Regions from separate parts of the Mus musculus genome. Here all the other regions are linked to region 3. A link is a loop called in an ENCODE intact Hi-C map of the cell type or tissue named here. Cell type or tissue: heart. All regions are shown on one strand.

The links. A loop is a pair of places that touch in the nucleus more often than their neighbours do. Peaks named below come from ENCODE experiments on the same cell type or tissue, not always from the same donor. Only the 100,000 strongest peaks of a DNase experiment are listed, where the experiment ranks them.
Region 1: it touches region 3 in a loop (4-fold over the local background); 2 of 42 quality-filtered maps call a loop at or near these places.
Region 2: it touches region 3 in a loop (2.1-fold over the local background); 4 of 42 quality-filtered maps call a loop at or near these places.

Annotation. Positions count from the first base shown.
Region 1 is chr5:65,935,156-65,943,155 of GRCm38, reverse strand. It overlaps a transcript of Chrna9 not described here. Among named protein-coding and RNA genes, the nearest start is that of 4930480C01Rik, 12 kb to the left of the region's middle. In heart, a CTCF peak has its summit at 4,927 (motif pointing right); a DNase peak (open chromatin) is centred at 4,945; H3K27ac peaks cover 626 bases.
Region 2 is chr5:65,489,057-65,497,056 of GRCm38, reverse strand. Smim14 (small integral membrane protein 14) reads left to right here and starts at 4,174. Exons shown (of 5, transcript NM_133697.4): 1 at 4,174-4,321. In heart, a CTCF peak has its summit at 4,546; DNase peaks (open chromatin) are centred at 4,156, 4,526, 4,936 and 7,046; H3K4me3 peaks cover 2,497 bases; H3K27ac peaks cover 2,527 bases.
Region 3 is chr5:65,398,510-65,406,509 of GRCm38, reverse strand. It overlaps Lias (lipoic acid synthetase), which reads right to left. Exons shown (of 11, transcript NM_024471.5): 7 at 6,535-6,663; 8 at 3,754-3,899; 9 at 2,272-2,342; 10 at 1,069-1,180. Among named protein-coding and RNA genes, the nearest start is that of Lias, 11 kb to the right of the region's middle. In heart, a CTCF peak has its summit at 4,673 (motif pointing left); a DNase peak (open chromatin) is centred at 4,649.

The DNA.
Region 1 (8,000 bases), 540 kb before region 3:
GATGATTGCAGATGGGGGTTTTCTCAGTCCTGGCACATTTGCCAATTAGCACTTCGCATTCTACTGTAATCAGGATTCCTCCCGTCCCCTTAAACTTAGTCGCAGTCGGAATGCTCAAGGGGGTTCCGATGCTGGGACCACAAGCCACCGCTGTCTTCAAGTATTTTGCTACCAGGTTGTGCCATGTTTGACTGGTAAGCTCTTCACAACAGCTTTTGGGTACTTGCTTTTAATTGTTCTAAAACTTCCATCCCAAAAACAAACAACAACAACAAAAAAAATGGGCGCACCCATTTTTGGTTTTTTGTTTGTTTTTTGGTTTTTCGAGACAGGGTTTCTCTGTATAGCCTTGGCTGTCCTGGAACTCACTTTGTAAACCAGGCTGACCTCGAACTCAGAAATCCGCCTGCCTCTGCCTCCCGAGTGCTGGAATTAAAGGCGTGCGCCACCACGCCCGGCTGGGCGCACCCATTTTTAGCTCTGGTTTCAGGGAGCTCTCTGGAAGCATTGGCGTGCTTCCTTTGGAGATGAGAAAGGACAGGCTAGAAATCTCTATTTAAAAGGCTCTAAGGGAGGAAACACAGTGCTTTTGTATGCAATTACTGAATCTGCTTGAGGGCCAGGCAGGTGCACCCAGCCGCAGCACCGAGGAAGAGAGAGGGCTAGACACACTGGCCAATGGTGAATGAACACCACAGACGCCCAGCCTTACCAGCTGGATCAGAACCCAGCTCTTCCCACTCAAAGTAGTGTGGCTTCATCTGAAGTGGCTGTGTCTCCTTTCCCATTTATACACCAAGGATACCCATGGTGCTGCTGTCTGACCGCATGGAATGGCTCAATGAGTTCGTACAAGTAGAGGATTCAAGCCACTGTTGGACACTCAGCAAGCTCTCCCAGTGCCGCTGGTCATGCAGGAAGCATGTCATCTATTCTAAGAATGCTTTCCGTTTCAACTCTATTCCTCCCCCACACCTTCTTGTTTCCCCCATGACATCTTGACAACATTTCACAATATGCATATCTTCAAAACCTTACTTCATCCAGGTCAAGAGTGACCCACTGCTGCCTTGGCCTCGTCTCCTTAGGCTTCAAACTCCTCACCAAGTGTGTCCCGATTTTTTCGAGGCCCAAGCATCAGGAAACTGGCAGCTAGTCCAGTGCCTGCAGTAGAGTGGACAGCATGGACTTGGGCTCCAGGCAGTAATAAGCTGTGCCATGCCTTTCCTGTGTGACCTGAAGAAAGGCACTGAGATTCTGGGTCAGTCACCTGATCTGTAGAGTGGCAGTAATAGTAACCATGAGATTAAATTAAAAAAAAAAATACAGTGAGTATAACACACAAGGATACAGGGAATATCATGAGTTTGAGGACAACCTGGGCTACTCTGGGCCAACCTGGGCCAACTTTCAAACAATTTGTGCTGGCTAGCTTTATGCCAACTTGACACAAGTTAGAGTTTTTTGTTGTTGGTCTGTTTGTTTATTTGTTTTGGTTTTTCGAGACAGGGTTTCTCTGTGTAGCCCTGGCTGTCCTGGAACTCACTTTGTATACCAGGCTGGCCTTGAACCCAGAAATCTGCCTGCCTCTGCCTCCCAAGTGCTGGGATTAAAGGTGTTCGCCACCATGCCCGGCTGTAAGGCATCTTCTTAATTAGTAATTGATAAGGGAGGGCCCAATCCATTGTGGGTAGTGCCATCCCTGGGCTGGAGGTCCTGGGTGCTATAACAAAGCAGGCTGAGCAAGCTATGGGAGGCAAGCCAGTAAGCAGCCCTCCTCCTCCACGGCCTCTGCATCACCTCCTGCCTCCAGCTTCCTGCCCTGCTTGAGTCCCTGCCCTCAATGCTTTTGATGATGAACGGTTTTATGGAACTGTGAGTTAAATAAACCCTTTCCTCCCCAAGCTGCTTTGGTCATGGTGTTTCATCACAGCAATAGTAACCCAAACTGAGACATAATTGCATAAAATGATAAGAAAGAAGAAAAAGCATATCTGAAAAGTGCCTGGCACCTAGTGAACCCCCAGTAAATGCAACAAAGTGACCATCTAGAATTGAATGTAGTGGTGTGTCAGAGGGCTGGGCCCTGGTCAAAGCAGGCTGACATAGAGAATCCAAATTACTTATCAAGCAGGAGGAGGTCAAACACTGGGCAGCCCCCAGGAAGGAAACTGCTGTCACTTGCTTGAAGTCAGATAGGATTTTATCAGCCTTCCTGATAAATTTTGCCTTGTTCCAGAACATTCTAGGTTCCTTTCCCCTTTAATCAGGCCTAGTCTTCTTGACCCTGAGGTATATCCCACTGGAAGAGAGGTGTCATCCAGCTGTGTCTGTCTGCATCGAATGACTGCCATCCTTGTCACTCAGCTATCCTCTGTGTCACAGAGAGGAAAAAAGGCAGCATCTCATAGCCATAGCGACCATCCACCAATAGGTCCATGCACCAACTTTAGGAAGCACGCACAATGGCTATTATTTGCAGCCTAGCCATTTCTTAGAAGTCCAGTGGCTGGCAGGGTTGTGTTCAAGGAAGTTGGGCAACTTTGGCAGGTAAAGCTTTTCTCGCCTTGGTGAGATAGCTGTTTTGGCTACTCTGAGGAACGGAGTGGCTGAAAGGAGTTCTAAAAGGCTCCCTCCCCATGTGGTTAATCCAGGATCCTTGAGATTCCCCACTTCCTCAAGGTTGAGGAGCACATGGCGGGTACCCTCTTCATCATCTGGTTGCAGATGCTTGCTGGCTCCGTGGTCGGAGATCAAAGATCACAGCCACGACCAAGGGACATAAACAGAGATTTTTGCAATCACGAGGGTTTTATCAGTTGCACACTGTCTGTTTCAAAAGGTCTATGATAAAATAAAGAGGATGCCCTGGTCAAGGACCCCATGTCTAACCAGCTCCTGCAGGAAGGCAAGGAGAGCCTCCGGAGACATCAAGTAAAAGGATAACCAAGAACATAAATCCCTCATCTGGTCTTAAGCATCCATAGCCTTAACATTCACAAGAGAAGGAAAGCAGACAGAGCAGTCCCTCCTACCTGTAGGTGACACTCCCCCCTCCCCCCCAGTGGAACGCTGAAACACAGAGAGTTCTTCCAGAGAACCTGGTTCCCAGTCCCCACATTGGGTGGTTCACTACTGCCTGTAACCCCAGCACCAGGAAACATGATACCCTCTTCTGAAGTCTGCAGTCCACACATTCACATGCACAATACCCATGCATACACACACACACACACACACACACACACACACACACATGTATATATATATATATATATATATATATATATATATATATATATATATATATATAATGAGTAATTTATAATCAAGTACAAAAGAAAGTAACAGGCTGGGCAGTGGTGGCGCATGCCTTTAATCCCAACACTTGGGAGGCAGAGGCAGGTGAATTTCTGAGTTCGAGGCCAGCCTGGTCTACAAAGTGAGTTCCAGAACAGCCAGGGCTACACAGAGAAACCTTGTCTCAAAAAACAAAAAACAAACAAACAAAAAAAAAAAAGGAAAGAAAAAAGAAATTAACAATAATAATGGTAGTAAAATAGAACAGTTGTGACAATCCACTGCAATTAAAGTTATAAAATACAGTTTCTTTCTAGGAACAAACAGTTCTTGTCATTCTGTGACAAGGTTTCACTTTACAGCCCCCCTACCTCAGCCACCTAAGTACTGAGATTAGAGGAGTGAGCCACCAAGCCCTGATTACTGAATTGCAGTTTGTATTCACTCTTCTTCCAGCAATGTGAGAGGATACAGAGCCTAAAGATGAAATTAGCATAGCTTTAGGCTAGTGTGGGAGAGATACTTAAATGCATGTACCACGGGATGTGGGCGGTTGATCTGACAAAGAGATGGCTACTATGTATCCAGTGGGCAGGGACCATACAGAATTGATACACTGGACAAAGGAGCAATTCCCCTCCTGGGTGGCAGGCCAGCAGGAGATTTTATTATGCTACTAAGAACAGTGTCAATTTGAAATTTGTGAATTGTTTATCTCTAATTTTTTCATTCAATATGTTTTTCATCTTTTATTCATTATTGAAAAATTTACTTACATATACAACGGATATTGCCCATATCTACCCCCACATAGAAAGGTAGAACGACCCCAGTGATGTACCTGGAGTTACCACCCCTACCTTTGGCTGCCTATATTTGTATGAGCAAAAACTACATTTTTTAAACTTTTTATAAAACCAGTAATTTCAGCTTTTCATTTTCAAGTAAAATAAAATCAATCTCATACCAAAAAAAAAGTAAAACTTTTTTTGAAATTTTCTTCCAGAATTACCACGAAAGAAATAAAAAGATTTCATCCCTAAAAGCTTGATTCCTTCTTAAAGAGGAGGGCCATTGGGCACAGTGGCGCACGCCTTTAATCCCAGCACTCAGGAGGCAAAGGCGGGTGGATCTCTGTGAGTTTGAGGCTAGCCTGCATTTCACTTCCTCTGACTTTTGTTTATTGACATGGTCTCATGGTCTCACTTTAGACAAAGCTTGGCCTAGAACGCATTATGTAGCCAAGTAGCCTTGAGTTTAGCGCAATCCCTCTGCCTCAGTCTCCGAAATGCTGGGGTTATAGGCATGCACTGCTAAGCCAGACTTTACTTGCTTTGTTAAATCATTAAAACAAATGTTTACTCTTTAGAACAAACGCTCTCCAGGAAAGCTCTCTCGCTGGTTCTTTACTCCTGAGCATCTCAGCATTCTCTGCCAGTTTATAAGAACTTAGGGAGAACTGGGGGACCTTTAGGTATGCTGCAGAGAAAGTGACACTTTGAAGGCTGTAGGCCAAGCCTCAGTGGGACCACTGTGGATGGGAAAAGAAGAGGCAAGAGAGGGCCAGGAAGGGTGGTGGCACACAGGTTCTCTCTAACCTCCTCTCAAGATGCAGGAATCACCCATGACCAGCAGAGGGCAGCAGGAGATGACCGTCCAGGGTTCCTCATAGGCACATGACTTCAGGTCTCAGTATAGACTCAGGTCTCCTGGGTTTCTGTGTCCAACGTCATATTGCCCAAGACTTTGTCAAAATGGAGTCACTTCCTGAAAAAAGGAGGCTGGTTCTACTGTTTTTACGTGCTGGTCTTAGACATTCCTTCTCTCGAATCTACTTTTTGTCATAGCTACAACATGTCCAATGTTTTCTTAAAGTTCTCTTGTGCTAATCACTAAGATCTTTGAAATTTTGACTGATATTTTATTATCATTTATATATATATATATATATAGCGGATATGTACTGATAATTGATAATGTTATCGATAATTTAAAATTGATAATGATTTGTATGTGTCATTTACATGTCACTGATATGTAAATATCACTGATATGTGACCATTTATACATGCATAGAACCTCTCAGTAGAAAATCAAATTGCTTCAGCTAGTGAATTACTCTCTTAAATCCTCTTTGGCCCAGTGCAGAAGACAACATCACCATCTCCGTTTTCTAGACAGGAAAATGACATTCAAACAAGTTAGATAGATTTCAGGAGACTTTTCACAAAAGCTGGCATTGCAACTGGTTGACCTGCAGAATTACTTCGACCCAAGACAGGAGGCAGAGGGGAGCCCCCAGCCTTTCAGGTCAGAGGGAAGTGGCTCTGACTCCCACCCCTGCTAGAACAATTCCTCCCCTTCAGCTGAGCTCTCTCTGCTTCTTCCTTTTCTTCCTCTTCTGTCGCTGAAGAAGAATGTCTGTCTCCCTAAACCTGAATGCTCCCGAATGCATTCCTCATGAGTCAAGGCTGCAAATTCCAGGACAGAAATAAAAGCCGGGGGCGGGGGGGACCATCATTGAAATGCCCAGAGGGTCACAATGCACCTGTCGGAAACAACCCAGAGGGAAGCTGGCAATCTGAACTGGAGTGCGTGCTATGTGTCCAAGTGACTTCTCATCTCTAAGAATAATGGTGACAGGTGCCGGGGTAAGAGAAACCCTAAACTCTGCCACTTGCTGGCTGTGTGACCTTGGGTGAGCTGTCTCCACTCTTAACTTCCCCATCTGTGGGAGAACAGCCGTCTTGTCGCAGCAACCCATGTATCATAACAATTAATACAGGATCTATAAGCTAGTGTAAAATGTCCTTTAAAAATTATATGGGGTGGAATGGAGGCATGTGCACATGTCACAGAGGCAGGGCCATCGGATCACCTGGAACTTGAGTCACATTACAGGTGGTTCTGAGTCACCTGGTGTAGGCACTAGAAACAGAACTCATGCCCCATGCAAGAGCAGTCTGTGTCAGCCTTCATAGCCAGCCCCCCAGTGTTTTCTAAACTACTGTGAAAGCAAAAGGAACATTCATTTTAAGAATCCAGTCAACTTCGGGTAAATCACAATAGCTGGTAAATAGTGCCTTTTCTACTTGCAGATTTCACCTGAAGGTTGTTTTCTTTTTGCTTTTGTTTTTGTTTGTTTTGTTTGGTTTTGTTGATAAGGTGAAAGACTCATTCCAAAGACAAGAAGAAATGCTGAACTGCAGTATCCCTGACCCAAACTCCTATTTCAGACCCCGATTCCCCATTCGCTAACATGCGTAAGAGTTGGGGGACTACAGGAAGAAGAAGCCAGAGGGATGGATACGCTTGGTTCACATATATTCCCCTTCCTCCCAAGCATTGCTGGGTCCCAGCACTAGAGAGGAGAGGCATCAGCCACAACATTGAGGGGCTACACTCCCGCTTTCATCCACTCCATTCGGGCACTCAGGGAGACTTGCATCTTGTCATTCACTTTCTGGCCTCCATGTGATAGTACCCCATCATTTTTCTAAGCCCCCATCTACCATACAGCCATGTTATCATGAGCAACGTGGCTACCACTCTACTACCTACATTGGACGCCACAATTTGGAGTAAGAAATGGGACGTGATCAGGGAAACAAAACATCTTGAGCCACAGGTCATTTCTAAAACCTTGTGTGCAATGGAATCAGCTACAGGAAGCCTTCTGAGTACCCGGTATTGAACGGGCAAGGTGACTCAGTGGTTAAAGGGCACTGGCTGCTTTTCCAGGATTCAGTTCTGAGCACCCATGTGGAAGCTCACAAACATCTGTAACTCCAGTCCCAGGAGATCTAATACCTTTTTCTGGCATCCATGGGCACTGGGCACAGACATGTGTAGATATACATGCAGGCAAAACACTCATACACATAAAAGAGTTTTTAAAAAGGAAAGGAAGAGAAAAGAAAACCAGATACCTTCTGTCATAGCCACTAGCAACTCCTGTAATGCCTGCCTTGTCTTTAGGGCCGTCTTGTCCAACACAAGGACAGACTCCATCAGGGTCCCAGGCGCCCCTGGAGTACTTGCTGCATCATTTCCCAGCTAATACCTTCCTTACTCAAAGAGTTTATCCAATCTTCCCAGACTCCCTCTGCAGAAAGAGCTTAATCCTTTGGGGTGTGTGTAGGGGAGGGTTGTTGCTCTATCAGCATCCAAATGCAGGGCCCTGGGTTCTCCTGCTCACTCCTAGCCAGGCTGCAGCAGCAGTAGGCACACCTCACACAACTGCTGTGTTTCCACCATACCATCTAGCTCCTCAGGGTAGTTATGGGGGAGTCTAGAGCTGTGAGATGAGATGTGGCAGAAAGGGGAAGAAAGAATGCTAAATGCTATGTTAGTGGCTACCTGGAGTCCAACAGAGCTGGAGTTTAGCTCATCTGAAGAGCTGGTCATTGGCTTGGAACGGGATTGTTCTGATGAACTTAGGAGCTATTTCATCACTAAACGAAAAGAAAGAGGTAAAAGGTAAGAGATGCCCACAGCAGAACTGAGGAAAAGGGAAGTTGACAGAGTTTCTCTCTATTTGATGGCACCCAGTGTCTCCAATCCCTGCTTTGAGGATTAGTGTTTCCTTTGTCCCTTTGGCGTGTTATGAATGTGTGTCGGCCCCGTTTATAGAAAAGAACGGCCTGGATGAGTCAGTATGACATTGCCAAGACCATTTAAACACACTTACCTGGGGATAC
Region 2 (8,000 bases), 91 kb before region 3:
ATATCCCTGCCTTAAGTTTCTACAGCTGCTGGGATTACAGGTCTGTGTCATTAGGCCCTGCTGCTGGACTCTTGTTTTCTCTACCTGGGCCTCTTCATAGAGCTGATGTTAAAGAGTGACAGCCCCCTCCAAACAGGTAATCTAAAAGAAGGGGTACAGGGAAGCTCCAATGAGCATATTTATGAGTTACCCCCAGAAGCCACATTTTAGCACTATCCTACTGATCCAACAAACCCTGAGGTAACAGGACACTCCAGAGGTAAGAATCACTGACGTTCATGTTGGCGGCGACCTAGGATCCCAACATCTTTTCTTTTTTCTTTTTCTTTTTTTTTTTTTTTTGTTTTGCTTTTGAGACAGGGTCTCTCTGTAGTCCTGGCTGTCCTGAAACTCACTCTGTAGACCAGGCTGGCCTCGAACTCAGAAATCTGCCTGCCTCTGCCTCCCGAGTGCTGGGATTACAGGCATGTGCCACCACTGCCGGGCCCAACATCTTTTCTTGTAACTTACTTTATAAAGCAAGTACTGAGGACATACAGTGGACTATGCCCCCCCTCTGCCCCCACCAGGCCTGCTCTCCCAAGGATTCTCCTTACTACTTCCTAATAAAACTGCCCCCCACACATTTTTTTAACTTATAAATTTCATCTTTTATTTGATCCCCTCTTTCAAAAAGAAATCATTCAATCAAAAAGAAAATGGAGTCAAGATAGGGGGGCTCCATAGTGTCCCTATCTTGGGGGGAAAACTATTCAAATCTATATCTATAAAATTTCATTCAAAATATGTGCCAGGCAATGGTGGCCCATGCCTTTATCCCCACAGACAGGTAGATCTCTTTGAGTTAGAGGCCAATCTAGTCTCCAGAGTGAGTTGCAGCACAGCTGGAACTACACCCTGTCTCAATTCCGCCCCCGAAAAAAGAAAAAAGGGGGGTCCCTGCTGGTGTCATATAGGAAAGTGAACCCCTCAAAAAGAAGAAAATGAAATCCTGGTGCAGACTGGCTTTGTCAACCTGGGTCAGATTTTAGAAGGTAACTCATTGCCAGCATAGTTAAAAGCACAATAGAATTTGGGAAAAGGTTTCCAGGCAGCAATCAGTCCAATCAGCCCAAATCCAGGTGCACAATAAAGATTAAGATAGAAACTCTTTACAAGGTACCTGTGACCATCAGTGTGTGTGTGTGTGGGGGGGGGGGTGAGGGGTGGGGCGTTCTATAGCTAAAAGACCTAGACTCTAGTGTGGTCTCTGACAGCATAGAGGTCAACAGGCCAGGAGACATCTAAACTAAGAATAAGTAGAGTCTAGGGAGGGAAGCACCTGAGGTAATCATTCTTGGGAATTAGGGTGAGGTCTGCCCCTACTGATAGCAAAAAGGTCACCAGGTCATTAACTAACAACATCCACTTTCAGCTTTGGGGATGGAATTCGGGTATTTGATTTTATCTCCTCTGTTGGGAAGACACAAGTGTTAACATTCCTGGTTCTCCTGGTGCTGTGTGAGTACAAGGACCTCATGTCTCCAAAAGAAGCACAAATATAATGAAAATATGTTGTATTTTAACACTAGTAATGGTGTAAAATTCTGAGCCCAAAAATGCTCTTGAAACTATGGAACTGAAAGGGCAGAATTAGGAATTATACCTCAATAAGGATGTTAAAATACAAAAGAATTCTTAGAAAATTAATTTTCAGTAAATCTGAAATGAATTAGACAACATACATATGCTTAGGTAAAAGAAAAATGAGATAGACGAATATGGTGTCACCTGAAGAAAACAAGATATGTAAAAATAAACAAATATTTTTGTAAAATATTCTTGCATAAGGCAGCAGTGATAACAGCGTAATGTTTGTAACCTATCAAGAGTTGAAGTAAACATTTCTGGGCATGGCAGTGCAAGCCTTTAACCCCAGCCCCTGAAGGCAGAAGCTGGTAGATCTACGTTCCAGGCCACCCTGGTCTACAGAATGAGTCCCAGAACAGGCAGGGCTTCAGAGAGAAACCTTGTCTCAGAAAAAGAAAGAAATGTCAAGAGCATCCAATAGGATGGGAACAATTACAAATGCCATCTTGGGCCCTAGAAAGATGGCTCAGAGTTTGAAAGCAGTGGCTGCTCTTCTAGAGGACCTGGTTTCAATTTCCAGCCCCCACATGGCAGCTCAGCACTGTCTTGTGGCTCCAGTTCCAGGGGGATCCGACACTCTCACACAGACATACATGCAGTCAAAACCAATGCACATAGAAGTAAAAATAAGTTACATATATGTGTATGAAATGCTGTCTTCATAAAGTGCTAGTATTACATGAAAAAGGATAGTGTCACTTGGTTGATGTAGAATCTCTGAAAATATTTCATGCAGACGTCAAAGAAAATAGGTGACTTTAAGGAATAAAGTAAAAATAACGCATACAAGTGGATTACAAGCTGGGAAGTCAGGTTCGTGGTGTATTTGTTTGGCAAGTGGTCGAGACAGGGTTTCTCTGTGTAGCCCTGGCTGTCCTGGAACTCACTTTGTAGACCAGGTTGGCCTCCAACTCAGAAATCTGCCTTGTCTCTGCCTCCCAAGTGCTGGGATTAAAGGCGTGCACCACCACCGCTTTTTGTTTTGTTTTGTTTTTTCAAGACAGGGCTTCTCTGTGTAGCCCTGGCTCTCCTGGAACTCTATGGACCAGGGAGCCTTAAACTCAAGAGTTCCACAGACCTTCCCTTCCTCGTGCTGGGATTAAGGGGATGTGCCATCACTTCCCGGAGCAGTTTTGTTTTTCTCAGCTCAGCCACTGAGAATCATGAAGGTTTCTTTCCTCTGTTTTAAATATGGGATGTTTCTTCATTGAAATTTTGTAGTTACAGTGTGTACCAGGGAAGACAGAGCTCCCCTGCTTGTTTTCGCTGGTCGGGTTTTGTTTTCTTTTCTAACTTGTAACCTTACCAAAGAAAGCAGGCCATACCTCAGTAGAACACGGATTGTGAACCATGTAGCCAAAGACAGACTGTGCAGCACTGTTTTAAAGGGTTTTGTTTTTCTTTTTTTGTTGTCAGATTGTTAAACTATTAGGGAAGAAAATGAAATTCCAAGTGGATGTTTTCTGCCGTTCACTATTTTTTGTCCAGACTTTAGATTCTCAGGATAATTTTTTTCTTGTACTTTCTTATAAAAATATGCTTAGTTTCGTCCAGAGTTCCTCGAGGTCATTGGATACATCTGTAGAATTACGGCTGCCACAGCTGCTTCCAGAGGTGCTCTTTTTGCTTATCAGGCTCCACACTTCAATTTGCTGGTATTTCCCGTCCTTTCTTACATGGGAATTAAGCTGTCTTTGGATTGTTGAAATACTGCTTCCTAACTTCCAAGCCCAAGAATGGTGTGCTGCTACCTCCTTTGGCCACATTCCCTCCTCCACTAGGAGGGCAAACCCATGGCTAGGCTCCCCTCACTTTTAAAAACAAAAAACAAAAAAACCCAGACATATTCTATGCTGCACTGGCTGGGCTCAAATTCACATACTCCCACCCACTCCCCCAGGGTTTCTCAATGCAGCCCTGGCTGTCCTGCAACTCGCTCTGCAAACCAGCCTGTCTCTGCTTCTGCTGTTGAGCCATCACATCCGGCTTCTAACATCTCTCTTTTAAGGTTAAGGTTGAACTTAATTTAGGTCTGTTTTCCAATCCAAAATCCGAACGTCATCAGGATCACTCATCCCTCCCCACCTCCCAGCTGACATGCTTCTGTAATCTTCGAGTTCCGATTTTCACGCGTGCCTGATGATGAACTCCCACCGCCACCTCTGCAGGTAGACCGGGTCTCAGCAGTCATCAATTTGTGCGCGCGCCCCTCCGCCTAAGTATGACTAAACACCGCCGTGGACAGAAGCCATTCCCTCGACAAACAGACAGACACGTCAGATGATCATGACCACGGAAGACAGCACGGAGGCGACGTGGGACAACTTAACAGCCGGGTTGCCCTTCCTTCTCGGTGGAGCAACCCCACCCCGCCACACCGGAACTGCCTCCCCCACGCCGGGCGCGCCCACGCACGTCAGCGCCGGAGCTGCGGGAGCCGCCCCCCTCCGACGCAGGTGGCCCGCGCGACACGCGCATGCTCCCTAGGTAGGGTCACGAGCGGCTCCGGGTGCTACAATCTGTTGCGCCGCCCTCGGGGAGCCCGCAGATCCGGGTCTCGTGGCTAAGAGTGACGTGGTCTATCGAATCCAAACAGAGGGGAGGAGGCCGGCGGCCAGCAGCATCGGCAGCGACAGCGGCGTCCGGAACGCTCCCGGCCGCCACCCTCCCCGCCCGCCGCTGTTTTGGGCGGGTGAGTGTCCCGTCCCCCCCTCTCTCCCCGGCCCACCGCCCTCCTCGGCGACCCTCTTGGCGTCGCCACTTCTGTGGCCGCGCGCACCCGGGGACCGCTGCGGCGGAGCGGGCGCCTTTGGCTGGGCGCTGCACCCGGGGAGCCCGCAGCCGCTGGCCCGGCAGCCTGCAGCTGGGCTGCACAGGCACCCGCAGTCCGGGTGCTTTCACTTTTAGGGCCCCATAGGCGGCGCGGGCGTGCAGGGGGTTAGGGACAGTCACCCCGAAGGCCGGGCGGTGGCGTTTGCCTGGTGGGTTCGATGAAGTCACCCGGACGGGGCCCTTTTGTTGTGGTGTGTTGGTAGCTGCCATCCTAAAAGCCAGAGCTCTTCTTTAGCCTCCATTGTGTTGCGGATTTAAAGGATTCCCCTTTTCTGTTGGTTCAGTTCTGTTGGTTCAGTACGTGGAGCCGGGGCTGACAATGGAGCAGGTAGCAGCACCGTTATCGGAAGGAATGCAGGGCAACAGCCTGGCAATGGTTTGAGATCCGTGTCGCTGCTTAAAGCCGAAGTTTTCCGAAGTGGCTGCTTAAACGTTAGGATTTTAGCCAAGATGATACTTGCTAACTGTAGCGAGGCGGCAGGATGCTTTTAGTTGCCCCAGTTGGAAAAGCCGAGGATGCGGCCTTAGTAATGGAGTGCCCTGGGTTTACAGCTGGAGCGCCTGATGAGCTTCAGGAAGCATTTATACCTGCATGTGTGGAAGACACCCTCCCGATTTTGTGTTGTGGTGTCACTTGGCAGCTATCCGTACCAGAATTGGGAAAAACCTACAGTTTACCAAGGGTTCTAGTCTGGAAACGCTCGCTGCCCTGTGTCTGCTGTGGAGGTTAGGGGAAGCAGCTGCGTGCTCCTGCTTCAGGTGACTCCCTGCTCGCGCAGATTCCTTCAGTGTAGCCGCCCACCCTTTTGCCCTCCGCACTCAGACCAGAAAACCAAGCCTGGATGTTCCATCGTGTTTTCGAAAAGGGACATTTCCCCCTCTCCAAGATACTTATAGTGTTTCTGTGGAAAGCAGCAGGAAGGAACGAGGAAACAGATTGATTGCTGTCCATCAAATCTGGGAAGAAGTCTTAGGAATTTAGACCCCTATCTTTGAAGGGTGTGCCCTTGGGCAGTAACGGACCTCGTATCAAATCTTTTCCTCCTGTGTAGATCATGGATTTTCCCTCTTTTTTTTCTCCCATACTTGGAATCTTGATGATATAGACAAAGGAGAATTTTCTTTTTGCACTTCCCCCTTTTCAGATTTTTTTAAAAAACCCTCACCCTTTTTACTATTCTAAAACAATATTTTTTGTTTTGTGAGATGTTTTTGTAGTGATTGGAGGAGATGTTTATAGAAGTACATGAGGAGGAAAGAATGATAATCGCGTCTCTCCTCTTGCCGGAATGTTAGTTCATATCCTTCAAGATGCTTTTGCAATTGCTTTACAAAAATATGGTATCATACTACATTTGTTATTTACTTATTTATTTTATTTAATGTTAATGGGTATTTTGCCTATATGTATGTTTGTGCACCTTGTGCATTCCTGGGTGCTCAAGGAGGTGGTGGATCCTTGGGATTGAAGTTACAGAGGATTATGAGTGGCTGTGTTGCTGGGAACCAAACCCAGGTCCTCTGGAAGAGTAGTTAGTGCTGTAATCTCAGAGCCACCCCTCGCTGTGGCTTTACATACCGGTACTTTTTTGAGTTATGTATGTATGTATGTATGTATGTACGTATGTATTTGCAGCTATGGCCTATGGACCTTTTAGGGTGAAATTCCACCATGTTGGAAAAGCAGTAGTTATTAAAGCCATGGTGTGGAAAGTTTTCCCCCTATGTCTCTTGGTGATACTGTGAGATTTAGTAAAACAGACACCGAATGGCGTGTAGGCTTACTTGGCTTGTTAAACAATCCAGGCAGCAAGTGCAATGTGGAATGTTACTGAAGTTTTTTGTATCTAATGACTTCACAGGGAAGTTTAGGTTTAACCCTTAGTTATACTGTATTCCACATGCAGGCACCTGTTACCATCCCAGTCCATAAGAGTCTGGAGGAATCTATTTTGCTGCATAGCATACTTAATTACTGTATTAGCTTTGGGGTTTAGGTATGTGCCATCTATTACACATTTTTTGTTGTTTGGTTTTTAACCACTGACTCCAAAGGAGCCTATCCAGAAATGAAATGCCCTCTAAACCCCAACTTCAAAGGCTAAGTATGGTGAAGTAGCCTAAGTCTGCTAATGCCACTTTGGGCTGATGTCTCATAAGCTTCCCTAAGACCTGTAAGTCTCTTTTGTCGTTCATCATCTCCTAAGTAATTCCAGATGGCAAGTACTCTCTGTCACATGGTTTTTTTCTTTAATTTTTACAAATCTTTACAATTTATTTTTTTGTGTATGTCTATATCTAATGTGTATGTGAGTGTGTGTGCGCACATGCCAGAAAAGGGTACTGGATTCCCTAGTGCTAGATCTAAAGTAGTTACGAGTTTATGATCCACCAGGCAAGGGTACTAGGAACCAAACTGGGGTCCTCTCAACAAGAAGCAAGTGCTCTTAATGACTGAGCCATCTCTCCAGCCTTTAATTAAAAGAGATTACAGCACTCAGTGTGCACTCCTTTTCCATCCCTGGTGCTACCGCCCTTGCTAGACTACCACAGTCTCTTATGTGGTCAACTGAAGTAATTTCCTGGCCTGTCTCCAACTTTGGCTACTTACTTACGGTGCATTCCTCATATCACAGCCTAAGAGTTTCCTCAAATTTTAGTTTAAGTGCTCGCACACTCACTTGGGTGTGCTCTCTCTCTCTCTCTCTCTCTCTCTCTCTCTCTCTCTCACACACACACACACTCACACACACACACACACACACACACACACACACACACACACACACACTTACTTGATTGAAAGGCTCCCATTCAGGATAAAACCCTGGCCTGGCCTGGTGACAGAAACCTTTAATTCCCAGCACTCCTGTGAGGCAGAGGCAAGCAGGTGTCGTTAAGTTGGAGGTCAGCCTTTGAATATCAGGTTTGTTAGGTACTTCCTACCTAGTCCTGTACGCTGGAGCTGGTGTATTCTTGGTTTTCATCTCTTTCTCTTATGTCTGAATCTACTAGCATTTGAACAACTGCCTGAAGGCCTTTGCTCTTCCTGTACCCCGGGGCTCCAGTATTCTCCAAGTCTGCCTTGGCCAGTTCATTTCTGTCATTCAAGTTGCAGTTCAGATGTTGGCTTTTTAAAGAAATCACCTCATTTCTCTATTCTTCTTACCTTACTCACAGCCTTTACCACTAGCTGGATTGCCTTAGTTTAATTGTTTTATGCGTCTTACGCTGGCAGTTCTTCAGAAAGGCCTAATAGGAACGCTGTGCCTGTTGCCGGATGGATGAACTTGTGGACGCTTCTGTGTTCCTCCTCCTCAGGCCTGTTCTTTTCTCAGAAAACGAATTTTCAGCAGCTTCTTGTAGAACAGCCTTAGATCTGTTTAATGATCTTTGGTGTGTGTGCCATCATTCACCTTTAGACCTGTGGAACCTTGGAGAAGTGGGTTTCCCAGCATCCGCGTCCTTCTCAACCCACTTTTGCTTGGTGCTGCAAATTGAACCCAGCCCTCTGTCCGTGGTAGGTAAGCACCTTCCCA
Region 3 (8,000 bases):
TATCTGTGATTCAGATCTCAGTGCACACAGAAATCCCTTAGATGACCATTAATAAATTAACATATTTTGTACATATCCTAAACACCTAGTTTACCAATCCCAATGGATGACCCTAGTTAACGAACGGGAGGAACAGCTTCCTCTTCATCCTCCCAAATGCTGGCCCCGCAGCCTGACTACCCGGCTTCTTTCCTACTCTCTTCCTGTGCTGCTGAGAACTGAACCTGGCGCCTAAAGCATGCTTGGATGAGCTCTATCACTGAAGTACATTCCTAGCTCCAAATGAGTTTTTAACCCCTTGGAAAATGTCTATACTTTCAAAATGAGCTCAGTCAGCTTACCAAAGCAAGAGCTACATATCAAAAGTAAAAAATAGGGGCTGCAGAGATGGCTCAGTGGTTAAGAGCACTGACTGATCTTCCAGAGGTCCTGAGTTCAAATCCCAGCAACCACATGGTGGCTCACAACCATCTGTAACGGGATCTGATGCCTTCTTCTGGTCTGAAGACAGTGACAATGTACTTACTTACATGAGATAAGTAAATAAGTCTTAAAAAAAAGTAAAAAATAAGTTAGTAAAACCACTAGAAAGTTGTTTAGGGATAAAATGATTTCAGTTTTCCCTTTTATGTCTAGGGGATCAACAAGGAGATTAACTGTGCAAGAAGCAATGCTTTTGATGCACATGGAGATGCAGCAGGCACCACTGTCAAATGAAAACTGTATCACATGGGCTATGCTCTGTTTCTGGGAGATCCGCTACTGAAAGTCACACATGGAATAACCAACTACGCGAATGGTGTGTGTTCTTGTCATATGGCTGAGATATCGAGAACAGCGAGGATGTGTATGAGAAACAAATGAAGCTAAAGAGAAGCCTTTTAGTATGACCCTGTGGAGCAAAGCTATGAGAGACCTTCTAGGAAAGGAAGACCTCTTTTTAATCCCCCTGGTAAGAGACAACCACAGCCATTGTAACTTGCTTTAGAGCGTTGGCTGGAGCTTTGGGATGGGCACGGCTGTGGGAGTTAATGGACTGAACAGAGCCACCCCCTGCAGTCAGCTTACCTGCTTTATATGAAGATCGCACCAAAGGACCACTTGCCGTATAGAGAAATCCAAGTTCATTCCCTACTTTTTCCCAGTATTTGAACTTCTCAGGAGTAACATATTCTTCAACCTTGATGTAAATAATCACTTTAGACCAGACTCCAGAATTCTTAGTGATTTTGATTCTATATAAGTCTATACCCATGTAGTACCCAGACCCCCACCTTTGTTGGATTATGTGTTGGGTTCTATTAGAGCATAACCACAGAGGAATTAGAGAGGAAGGAGAACACTTTTACTACATTAGCTTTTCCAAAGGGTAAAGAAAACAAGAATATAGAGCATTTATATTTGTTCTTCATTTATTAACAGTAGAAGCCAGAACTGGTTGTGCCTATAAGAGTCTGTATGTGTGTGCACATATGCATGTGTGTGCATGCACACTTTTGTCGGTGCTCACGCACATGTGTACAGGCCAGAGACAACCTTGGAAGCCGCTCCTCGGGTACTCCTCACCTTCTTTTGCTACAAGGCCCCCCAGTGGCTTGGGACTCTAAGTAGATCAGGCTGGCCGGCAAGTGAGCCCCAGGAATCTACCTGTTTTCGTCTCCCCTGTGCTGGGAGTATAAGCATACTCCACCATTCCTGACTTAAGGGGGAAAAAGTGTGTTCTGGGACCTGACCTCAGTCTGCAAGCACGTTAATGTCACTCCAAGACCTCGTATAAGTTGCCTGAGGAGAGACCAACTCAGCTTGTATGTTATGTTTAGCACTAATCCTGGCATATTTTACTTTTCTTTGTTTGGCAGTATAGGGGTTGACCCTGGGCCTCACACATGCTAGGCTCTACCACGGAACCACAGCCCGAGCTCACTACAGCACACGATACTACTCCACACAATAGTCTCCAGTAAATAAACGCTCCATCATAGAAACAGAAAACTGCCTTCCTTCTCTTAAGTCAGCTTTGTCTCTCAGGCAACTGTAACCAAGTCACAGGACCACCAAATGCAGGAAGTACTATCTCCCACCTCTCAACTCTCGGACAGTTTGTGTAACAGTAAGTACCAGCGTTGCTGCTCTATGCAGCAATAAGACGGAAACTTCTACAAACACACAGACATTATCCTACAAAGCTAATGGTTTCTAATTTCTACCTGTGGACAATAAAGACTTACTTCAAATTACTAAGAAAATATTTGGCAACTCAGACATTTGTACCTTAAGGTGGCGCTTCGTTGGCTGCATGTACTGCCCTAGAGTTAAACAGTCCACGTCGGCCGCACGGAGAGCTGAAAGGGGAAAAAGCAAAGCTTCCACTTAGCAGGCGTTCAGTTACAATTACAGGTGTACTGTAAGGGGGACTTGCATGCTGTGGGTTGTCACAGTTATAGGCAATACAAGATGGGAGAAACCCATTCATTCAAAAACATCGAGCCATGGATTCCAATGAGAATTGGAAACACAGCAATGATTACCACAGGAGTGTGAAACTGGGAGACAGGGAAAATATAAGGCTGGACCTGGTGGCGCAAGAGGTTCAGAGGGGGGAAAAAAAAAACAGATAAGTGCATTTAATGGTATCAAATAAAAGCTAAAATAGGAGGAGAGGATTTGGAGCAGGAAGTCTGTTAGGCATAAAAGGCGAAGGGAGAGGACTCTTGAGAAGCCACGGCCAAGCCTGACAATCCTTTACTGTCTCTCTTAATCCCCATACTTAAGCCTTCATTCAAATATTTTTTTCTTTTTCTTTTTCTTTTCTTTTTTATTGATGGCTGGAGAGACAGCCATGGTTGCTAGGAACTGAACTCTTATTTTCTTGGCTGTGAGCCTAGCCTTTTTTCCAGGGGGTGGGGGATTCTTTTTGTTTATTTGTTTTGGTTTTTCGAGACAGGGTTACTCTGTGTAGCCCTGGCTGTCCTGGAACTCACTTTGTAGACCAGGCTGGCCTCGAACTCAGAAATCCGCCTGCCTCTGCCTCTCGAGTGCTGGGATTAAAGGTGTGCGCCACCACGCCCGGCGTGAGCCTAGCCTTAACAGCTGAGCCATCTCATGAGCCCTAAAGTGTTTTCTTAACAACTCCAACTCTACCTGAATGGAAAGAAAAGGCAAAGGAACTACGGTTCTGGGGCAAAAGCATTTATCTGAGCCAAACATGCTGTACTAGGACTTTCCTCGGTGAGCAGGATGTGTTCTCAGAGTGTGGCTTAGCCTCTGGCATACCAGAGTCCTTCTCTGTTGGTTGTACTTGGTAGGCAAGTGCCTACCTCTAAGCTATAGCCATGGCTTCAGCATCTTCCTTACCCACCAATGCCTGGTACCTAACTGCCTCTCAAACCATCTGGAGGCAGAAAGAGAAGAGCGGATGAAATCCTGTTTTCACTGAACAGGTGAAGATGAAGAGGGCTAAATGCACACATTCCATGACCTAGGAAGGCTCCCTTCCCGCACATATTGCCGTTTGTGCCCATGTCCTTTCTGGTTCTGAACATGGAGGCAAGGGTGCTCCCACCGCCTGCACCTGCAGCAGGTGGACATGCAGGCAGCGGTGCTCCTACTGGCCTGCACCTGCAGCAGGTGCTCTGTTCTCAGGGCCATCGGCACTGATGACCATGGAGGAGGCATAAGCTAACAGTCTCTTTAGAATGGAGCTCCTGCTACCACTCAGGGAAATGGGGAGGGTTTTGTTTTCAGCTTCTTTACCTTTCAGTGTGGCATAGACTTGCTCGTCTGTCTCACCAAGGCCCAGCATTATCGATGTTTTGGAAACAACATCAGGCTGGACCTCCTTGGCATGTCTCAGTACACGAAGAGACTGGTCAAAATTGGCCCGGGGATCACGAACTTTCCTGGAAAACAGGGTGGCTCTCAGTGACAAAACAAGTTCAACCAACTGCACTGTTGTGCAAGCAGCTGGAAGCTCAGAAAGCACATTCTAGAAGAAGCTGCTTAGCCTTTCACAGGGTGCCTCAGACCATCAGAAACGCCAGTGTTTACATGACTATTCATAACAGTAGCAAAACCACACTGTGTGACAGCCACAAAGACTATAGTATAGCCAGTGGTCCCCACAACACGAGGGACTGTATTAAAGGGTCTCAGCATTAGGGAGGTTGAGAGCCACTGCTCTAGAGTATACGGTTCACTGAGCATATGTGTTAGTGGTACATCTGTGCACAAAGTTTATTAACATGGAAAAGAAAACCGCTCTTCCCCGGGCTTCCTGGGTCTGTCAACTCTTTAGGCCTCCCAAGTCTTGAGACAGCGAAAACCAGACTAGAAATCACTTGGTTGCCGGGCGTGGTGGCGCACGCCTTTAATCCCAGCACTTGGGAGGCAGAGACAGGAGAATGTCTGAGTTCCAGGCCAGCCTGGTCTACAAAGTGAGTTCCAGGACAGCCAGGGCTATACAGAGAAACCCTGTCTCGAAAAGAAAAAAAAAAATCACTTGGTTTATACATTGAGAAATTAGAATTCTGAAACTCAAAATTATAATGACCTCTAGCAAGAAAAGAAACCTGGCAGAAGACAAGACAAACCTCCAAGGAGGGAACATCCACTTTGAAACTTTTATGAGCATGTCTTTCCTGCAGGTTGGCCTGCCCTCTACTGGCAAGTAATAGCACTGCAGGCTCAGAGGAAAAGCATTCTGGGATTTTCACTGGCTGGATAAGGTTTCTAAGTGAAACCAGGGAGACTGGCACCCACTGCTGGCGATATGGCCACAGGGTTGGAACAGGCTGGGTGCTACCCTTCAACAGTGGCCAAAGCACTATGGCTTAAATGAGAAGAAAGGCAACGGGCTGGCAGAAACTCAGGTAAGATCAGCACTTGGCTGAATTCTAATGCAGCCTTGTGTGCTGGATTTTTGTTTGTTTGTTTTAATTTAAATAAAAGGCAGAGGTTTGAAGAGATGGGTCAGTAGTTCAGAAAACTGGCTGCTATTCCAGAGGATTCAGGTTCAAGTTCCAGTACCACAAGGGGCTAACAACTAGTCCCAGGGGACTGACATCATCCTCTGGCCTCTGGCTTCCAGAGGCTCTGCATGTGCACAATACACAGGCAACACACCCATATACAAGGAAAAAGCCAACAACCAATAAGCTGTCTTTGACTTGTACATAGATGTCTGTGTCCTTGCACACATGCACACATTCACACATACAAATGCAAGTTAAAACACAGCAATTTAAAAATGTTATAAAACTGACAGTATAGAAAACTGATACTTTCTGAGACAGTAATGCTATCCATGTTGTTGGCCTTGAACTTGCAACCCTCTCCCCTCAACCTCATGACTTGTACATGGGTGTACATGTGTGCTGGGCTAGGATGGCAGCGGGGTGCACTTAGCAAGATACCGTGTGTGTGTGTGTGTGTGTGTGTGTGTGTGTGTGTGTGTGTGTGTGTATGCGCGCGTGCATGTGTGCAAACACTCACAATGGTACCTGTGGACACCAAGGACAGCTTTGCTGAAATTAGTTCTCTTCCACCACGTGGGCTCCAGGGATTGAACTCATGTCATCTGGCTCACCAACACACAGCTCACCCACTGAGTCCTTTAGTCAGCCCAGAATCATTTCTGACAAAATATTTCTCCTCTGGATTAACGCTGTGCTCTGGAATGCTTACAATCCAGGAGTAATGTGCTTGGTACCATTCACTGTAACTTCTTGTAGATTTGAGACACAGAACAGTGAAGAGTAGCTAATTAAATCACAGCCAAATCCACAATAAAGTTAAAGGAAAATATTAATCTGTCTGCAGCTAAAATACTCTTAATTTTTCTGAAATCTGAATATACTCTTTATGTAGAATAACAGTTCTTCATAATTCCTAACAACTAAGATTAATAGGAAGACTAGAGCATACTAGTGTTTTGTGTGCATGTATGTGGGGGGGGTGATTGTTTTGGGGTTTGTTTTGAGACAGGCATGTATGTAGCTGTCTGGCCTTGAATTGTAGGATAGGCTGGCCTTAAACTCAAGAAACCCACCTGCTTCTGCCTCCTGTGTGCTGGGATTAAAGGCGTACAGTATCACTCTGGGCTTTTTTTTAAAGAAAAGGTATATATAGCCCAGGCTGGTTCCCAAACTTTTGATCTCCTGCCTCAGTCTTCTAAGCTCTGGGATAATAGGGCAGTGTCACCGACAGCTACCCTGTCTACTTTTTAGAAGATTTAACACAGTGATTTTTCTGTTATATCATTTTCCATTTCATAAGTATTCTGTGGGGGAAAAACACAATTCAATGCACGTGCAGTGATGCTGCCTTCAGAGATGCCCGGAACTCTGCACAAGCACGTGTGCTCTTAGTTCCTGAGCAATCTCTCTAGCCCTTGGCCACTCACTCTTGGCAGCATTCCTGATTTTCTACTAATTTGTGAAGCAAGAACTGAATGAAAGGAGCAGAAGAAGCGGGGACAGGAAGGAGCAGCTGTGAGGTGGGAGGTCACAGCACTGGGACCCACTGACGGGCAGTCACCTCTGTAACTCGGGGACAGTCTCCACATTGTGTGCATACACATCTAATCCAGACAGAGCCACCTTCTCCACTGCTCTCAGATCACCTCGGAAGTCTGGGGTGAGGCATTCCACGAGGATTTTTGGATTCCTAGGAGGAAAGGTAAGCATTAAACTGAGGACAAGAGCTGGCAGGTCTGTCACCCACACAGACCGTCACCATTGGCTGCAGTACTTCCGCAACCCTTGGACCTTGTAAGGAAGGCTCGGACACAGAAAGGCCCTAGGTGAGCCACTCCATGAAAACCCTCAGAAGAGTGCAGTGTATGCACACCATGACCAGGATGTCTACCTGCAGACACAACAGTAGAAACTGACCTTTAATCCCAATTGGAGCAGATGATTAAAAAACAAAATCACTTAAAGGAACCAAAATATAAAACATAATTACTATCCTTATTATTTTCCTGTTTGGAAAGCAGATTGGGATGTCTCTTCTGTGGTCACAATGCCACCTTCTTCAACTTTGCTCTCCTCAGTAATTCATCAGACACCGTCCCCCTCACCGCCCCTAGGCAAACCTCACCACGCTCTCAGCTTTAAAAGCTGTTTCTGAGTTTGCTGAATCATGAGTTTTATTTTTTGTTTTTTCAATGAATTACCAACCAAACATTAATCTTCTGGTTTCCATGGTGGCTGTGTTTATCCAGTGAAGCTCTGTACTATGAACTAGGTCACGGAGCTGTTTGCAAACCCAAAGGCAGCGTGCAGCTGCTCCCTGAGAATATAGGAAAGACTACACGTCTCCTTGGGAACGGAAGATGCTCAAAGATCACAGTGTGTGACTCTGAAACTGACTTTTTCAAAATCCCACATGACATGCATTAGTGGCTTGTGAAAGAAATTTTATGAACTGAAAAATACAAAATATATTTTTGAACCGTAACAAAACAAACAAACAAACAAAACCCCTGGGGTATAAGTGGAAAACTATGTGTTATCTCACTAGACCCTACACTAGCACCAGGTTCCAGAAACGATTTAGCTCCTTTTGTCTTTAGAGCCAGAGTCTCACTGTGTAGCCCTGGCTGGCCTGGAGTTTGCTATGTAGACCAGGCTGGCCTTAAACTCAAGAGATCTTCCTGTCTCTGCTCTTGAACTCTGGGATTAAAGGCATGTGCCACCAATCTATTAAACTTTGTTCCTTTTTAATGTTTTTTAAATGAATGGGATTTAAAAAAATTTTTTTAACGTAGACTGTGAATAAAATTGGCAGGTAAGAGAGATAAAGATGAAAACTGTCCAGACACGTATTTTACAATGATGGTGTTTATCTCATATGACTTTAGGCTTTTTATTCTTCTAGAGATATATTTATTTCCACTTTCTGTGTGTTTTACCTGCACGTGTGTGTCTATGCATTCAGTGTATGCCCAGTGCCCACAGGGGCCAGAAGTGGGTGCTGGATCCCCTGTGCAGTTAGGATGG